Linked DNA regions of Homo sapiens: region 2 is linked to region 1. The links are chromatin loops, found by intact Hi-C in ENCODE. Cell type or tissue: mammary epithelial cell. All regions are shown on one strand. Links, peaks and the distances in the headings refer to the core of each region. The heading gives the core; the rest is flanking DNA.

The links. Peaks named below come from ENCODE experiments on the same cell type or tissue, not always from the same donor. Only the 100,000 strongest peaks of a DNase experiment are listed, where the experiment ranks them.
Region 2: a loop joins it to region 1, with 4 times the contacts of the local background. A loop is called at or near these places in 3 of 110 quality-filtered maps.

The regions. Positions count from the first base shown.
Region 1 is chr5:96,218,715-96,221,639 of GRCh38, forward strand. All of the region lies in intron 1 of LOC101929710 (a long non-coding RNA gene), which reads left to right. It also overlaps a transcript of CAST not described here. Among named protein-coding and RNA genes, the nearest start is that of MIR583, 140 kb to the left of the region's middle. In mammary epithelial cell, for the core only: no CTCF peak of the experiment used is centred there; DNase peaks (open chromatin) are centred at 1,387 and 2,077; H3K27ac peaks cover 2,173 bases.
Region 2 is chr5:96,077,698-96,080,622 of GRCh38, forward strand. It overlaps MIR583 (microRNA 583), which reads left to right and starts at 1,441; the gene lies at 1,441-1,515. The region is part of intron 1 of LOC101929710 (a long non-coding RNA gene); the gene reads left to right. It also overlaps a transcript of CAST not described here. In mammary epithelial cell, for the core only: no CTCF peak of the experiment used is centred there; a DNase peak (open chromatin) is centred at 1,584; H3K27ac peaks cover 2,500 bases.

The DNA.
Region 1 (2,925 bases), core at 224-2,723:
GTTTAGGATCCAAAGACAAATATTTCAGACGAGCTGGATAGAAAGACAAGTGAAAAGCTCACTTCAATAAGGTCTGGCAAGTGTGACACTAGAGAGAGGCACAGCAGGCCGGGAGAACACACTGGGAGGCACCAAGTGGGTCAACATCAGGGGAAGTTTAGAGTCAGGCAGCCCTCAACTTGAGCCTTTGCTTTGTTATGTACTGTGTGGGGTGTTTGGCAAGTTACTTAAGGTCACTAAATCTCAGTTTCTTCAGGTGAAAAGTGGAGATATTAGGTGTTCCTATCTTAGGGGCATTGTGAGGAATAAATGAAGCTGTGTGCAGAACAGCTACGTAGTATATGCCTGGCACAGGATAAGTGCTCAGTTAATGTGAGGTATTATCACTATTATTTTTTATGTGTATGATTTCATGGCCCATGTGGTGAATTGTTTGAGCTATGTCATGACAGATATATAATGTCAATTTAACCAAAAATTTTCATTTGTATTTCTTGAACTCATAGAGGTTCAGGCTTAGCACATAATCACACTCCTCAAGAACATCTCTTATTTTTCTTCCCCATCTACTTCTATTATGCATTCAGGAGCTGGCCTTCCTAAGACGCTTCATTCAAAACTATTTTTTGGTTCTCATCCATTTTGCCCCTGTCTCATAGCCCCAAAGTGGCTGTCACAAACCTATGAGACAGGCATTATACCCATTTTATAGATAAAGGAAGTGAGCCTCAGAGAGCTACTAAATAACTGATCCAAGATTATACAGCTAATAAGTGGCATTGCCTAGTCCATGTCAAAGTTGCCAGCCTGGCCAGGCATGGTGGCCCATGCCTGTAATCCCAGCACTTCGGGAGGTTGAGGCAGAAGGATTGCTTGAGCCTAGGAGGTCAAGGCTTCAGTGAGCCATGTTTGTGCCACTGCACTCTGGCCTGGGCAACAAAGTGCGGCCTTGTCTCAAATAAAAAGAAGGAAGGAAGGGAAGGAAGGAAAGGAGGGAGGGAGGAAGGAGAAAGCAAGAAAGGGAAGGAAGGAAGGCAGGCAGGCAGGAAGGAAGGAAGGAAGAAAGGAAGGAAGGAAGGAGAGAAAGAAAAGAAAAAAGAAAAGGAAAAGAAAGAGAAAGGTAGGTGGTTGGCATGTTTAATATCTCTTAAATTCCTTCTCATTGTCTCCACAGAAGACCCCACTCTGTCTCCTGCTAAAGGTCTGTCAGAGCCTGTACAAAGGTTTTAAGGTCACTTTCTTTTGGAGCAGGATGTCTGAAGCTGATGCTGTATGTTGCCCAATGAACAGCCATTCCTTTCCCCTTTCTTCCTTGTTGTTAAAGCCTGTCTCCCACGACAGAGACTGAAAATGCTAAATACTAGTTTTCCCTGCCTCTTTGTTGCTATGGTGTGGGTCTGTGACTCAGTCCTGGCTAATGGGACGTGAGGAGAAGTTTGCTCAGAGGCATCTGAAAAGGGTTTGTCTCCTTAGTACAAAGATATAAGAGGAGTCTCTACTCTCTTCCTACCCTTCCTGTTTTGAACATTGCTTTGTGAAGACATGATGCTTCGGGCTGTGGCAGCCATCTGGTGTCTATAATGTTTTGTGCCCCCTCTTCATGCATTTTAATCTCAGATGGTAAAAGACACCCTCAAGTACACTAGGACTTACCTATAATTAATTGAGCTATTCAGAACATGTTATGTAAATGTTAACATGACCATGGTAAAGAATAGAATATTTTAATGGAAATGTTTGTGAGGAGGAATAAACCTTTGAAATTATCTAGATTATCAACTCTTCATTTCACAGAAAAAAGAAACTGATACCCAAAGCATTTAAACATCTTTCCTAAAATTATACTTGGTTAGTGACAGAGTCTGGCATAGAAGCTAGGCCTTCTGACTCTGTTTCAAACATTATTTCTGTAAGACATTTTTTGATGAATAAGACATCACTCAGTTGGAGCTGTGCTACTTAAAATATTTGTGACGAGTAAGTGACCATCTGAAGTGATTCAACTTGTTTGATTCATTTTGTTTCTAAATAGTTCTAAGCTTAGTTGGCTATTTAGTGAGACTACCTGACATCCTTTTTTTCTGAGAGTCTTTCTTGAGTTTAGTAAGTTGTTTGAAACAAAAGTACCAAGATTTCAGTCATTCTGCAGCAGAGAAACCAACATTCCGTGATGCCCTTTGTCGGTATGATATTAGTCAGAGAAGGAAGAGTTGCATCACTCCCTAGTGCCATTATTTGTAATTGTGTGCTTCACTAAAGGAGATTACAATTAATTTTATTCACAACATATATTTTCAATGTTAAATTTAACAGAGTTTAGGTCATTATGGATTACTTGAATGTCACTTTGCCCTCCCTTGGCCTGTTGTGGATTGATTTGTAGTCTCTAAGAACATATTCTGAAGTCCTAATCTCTGGTACCTAGAAATGTTACCTTATTTGGAAATAAGGTCTTCACAGATGTAGTCAAGTTAAGTATCCTTGTCATATTGAAGACAAGGATCTCCACTCTTACCACTCCTATTCAACATAATACTGGAAGTCCTAGCCAGAGCAATCAGGCAAGAGAAAAAAATAAAGGGCATTCGAATTGGAAAAGAGGAAGTAAAATTGTCTCTCTTTGCAGGTTCTTATGTTAAGAAAACCTAAAGGCTCCATCATAACCCTCCTAGAGCTGGTAAACAAATTCAGTAAAGTTGCAGGATACAAAATCAATATACAAAAATCAGTAGTGTTTATATACACCAATAATGAAATAGCTGAAAAAGAAATCAACAAGGCAACCCCATTTACAACAGCTGACAAAAAATAAAATATCTAGGAATAAACGTAACCAAGGCAGTCAAAGATTGCTATAAGAAAAACTACAAAACACTGATGAAAGAAGTTGAAGAGGACACAAACAAATGGGAAAACAGTCCACAC
Region 2 (2,925 bases), core at 175-2,674, 140 kb before region 1:
GCCATGTGATACTGCACACACTGGCTCCCCTTCTCCTTCTACCATGAGTGGAAGCAGCTTGATGCCCTCACCACAAGCAGATGCTGGTGCCATGCTTCCTGTACAGCCTGCAGAACCATAAGCCAAATAAACCCCTTTTCTTTATAAATTATCCAGCCTCAACATAAGATGAACTAACTTGTTTAATCTGTTTTACTATTTCTGTAAGGAACAGTACACTTTGACTACTGGATAGCTGGATTACCTATGCTATAGTAATCTTCAGACCAGGAACATTAGAACATTTTTTTCTTAGGTGAGATTTATCTGAAACCATCTCACTACATTTTACATTTAGCAGATGTAACTATTAAATTGGTATAATAAAGAAATTATCCTGCTTCTTGCTGTGCCCTCACATGGCAGAGGGAGAGAGAGCACAAGCTCTCTTGTCTCTTATGATAAAGGTACTAATTCCATCGTGACAGCCCGACCCTCATGTCCTTATCTAAACCTAAATACCTTCCAGAGGCCCCATCTCTAGACACCATGACATTGGGGTTTCAACATATGAATTTTGGGAGAGACACAAACATTTAGTTCTTAACACTCCCCTTCTCCCTCAGGCCACTTCAGTCTACCCAAGTACACAGCCTCCTAATTAAGGGGTACTTGGTGATTCTTAAAGACAGGGGTAAATTTTCATGAACATCTGATCAAGCTTTTTTTTTTTTTAGACGGAGTTTTGCTTTTGTTGCCCAGCCTGGAGTGCAATGGTGCAATCTCAGCTCACTGCAACCTCCGCCTCCCAGGTTCAAGCAATTCTCCTGACTCAGCCTCCCAAGTAGCTGGGATTACAGGAATGTGCCACCACGCCCGGCTAATTTTTTCATATTTTAGTAGAGATGGGGTTTCACCATCTTGATCAAGCTTTTAAAAATTGAATTAATAGGTATAGAACACAATGAAACAAACCAAGAAAGAACAAGTGGAAAGAAAGTAGTTAGAGCACTTAATGTCAAGTTAAATCAATCACTAAGCATAATTTGTCTTGTGGGTATTGATGATGGCATGTGGTATGTGTTGAGATTTAAGAATGTATTTCACAGTGACATGGATGGAGCTGGAAACCATTATCCTTAACAAACTAACACAGGAACAGAAAACCAAGTATTGCATGTTCTCACTTATAAGTGGGAGCTGAATGATGAGAACATAGGGACACATAGAGGGAAACAACACATACTGGGGCCTTTTGGAGGGTGCTGGGTGGGAGGCAGGAGAGGATCAGGAAGTATAATTAATGGGTTCTAGACTTAATACCTGGGTGATGAAATAATCTGTACAACAAAACCCCATGATACAAGTTTACCTATGTAACAAACCTGTATATGTACCCATGCACTTAAAGTTAAAAAAAAACCTATTTAAATGATAGGAAGGCTGTTCTTTACATCTTACAACTCACACATTAACCAAAGAGGAAGGTCCCATTACTGCAGGGATCTTAGCAGTACTGGGACCTACCTCTTTGGTACTTTCCCCTGGGCCCCCTTCATTTCACTCCCTACCCACACTCTTTGTCCTGAGCTCCCACTTACCAAATGGCATCAGGCTTGTTACTCATTTGGCTATTTTCTCTTGTGAGTCAGGAATGATTCAATATCCTGGCAAGGGTTAGGAAGGCTAGTCTTTTTAAAGAGCTCTCTTATAGGTAAATACAAACATGATAACTTGGGTGTTTGAAACCACTTTTAAGTATGTTTTTTACTAATTCTTAAGGTTGAAGAGATATCTTGGGATAAAAAATTGCATTAGTTGACAATTTAAAAAATGTAGTTTGTAAAGTCTGAATAACTCTTATTTGTATATGGTAAAAAGTGTAAATTACAAAAAAGATATACAATGAAAAATGAATTTCCTTCTCATTTCACATCCCTAGTTCTCTCTGTCTCCCCTTCAGAGGCAACCACTACTAATTACTTGCTAGCACCCTTCCACAAACATTCTCTACGTAATCAAACTTCAATATTGTTTATATAGCAACCTTTAAGAATCAATTAGGAACATACTATATACATCTTGGTTATTATTATTTTTAACTTAACCATGTTTTGTTTCTTAGAAATTTTTCTATATCAGCACAAATAGCTTTATCCTATTCTTTTAAATGGCCCTATGATGAGGATATGCCTTAATTTATTAAAGTAGTCCTCTAATAATAGGTATTTAGGTTATTTCTAGTCTTTTAAAAAGCAAACCCCACTGCCTGAAAAGCCTTATATATACATATTCGTGCATTTGTGTGGTTTTGTAAGTATATTTGTAGTATATCTATAGGTTGAATAACAGCATGAAGAGAAATATGATCTTGTAGTGGTTAAAAGCATAATTATTATGGGTTTGACTGCCTGCTACTGGCCTACGACTTATTAGCCATATAACCTAGGACAAGTTACTCAACTTTCTGTACCTCAGTTTTCTTATCTGCAAAATGGGTATAAATAATAGTATATACCTTGAAGAGGTGTTATGGGCATTAAAGGACCTAACAGAAGTACATCATGCTGATATCCACATATAATACATTCTACATAAATTATCTCACTAGGATACTTTCCTGGAAAACAGGACTTTCTCTTTTAAAAATATTAATGCTATCATTGGATGATAACTGTTTTTCTTCTTGAAACTTGACAAAATCTCACTACTAAGCTTATTACAAATACTGATATAATTCATGCTCATTTTGGCTTGAAGGAGATAGTTTGGCAGGGCAAATTGAGAGTAAAGTTCCTGACCATAGGTATAAGTGAAAGTCTGAATTTAGTCTTAATTTGTTTTTGAACATTAGATTAAAGTTCATCATTTTGGACCTCAGTGTCCTTATCTGTTACATGCAGGGATTAGATTAGATGATCCCTAAAGTATCTTCCAGTTCCAACA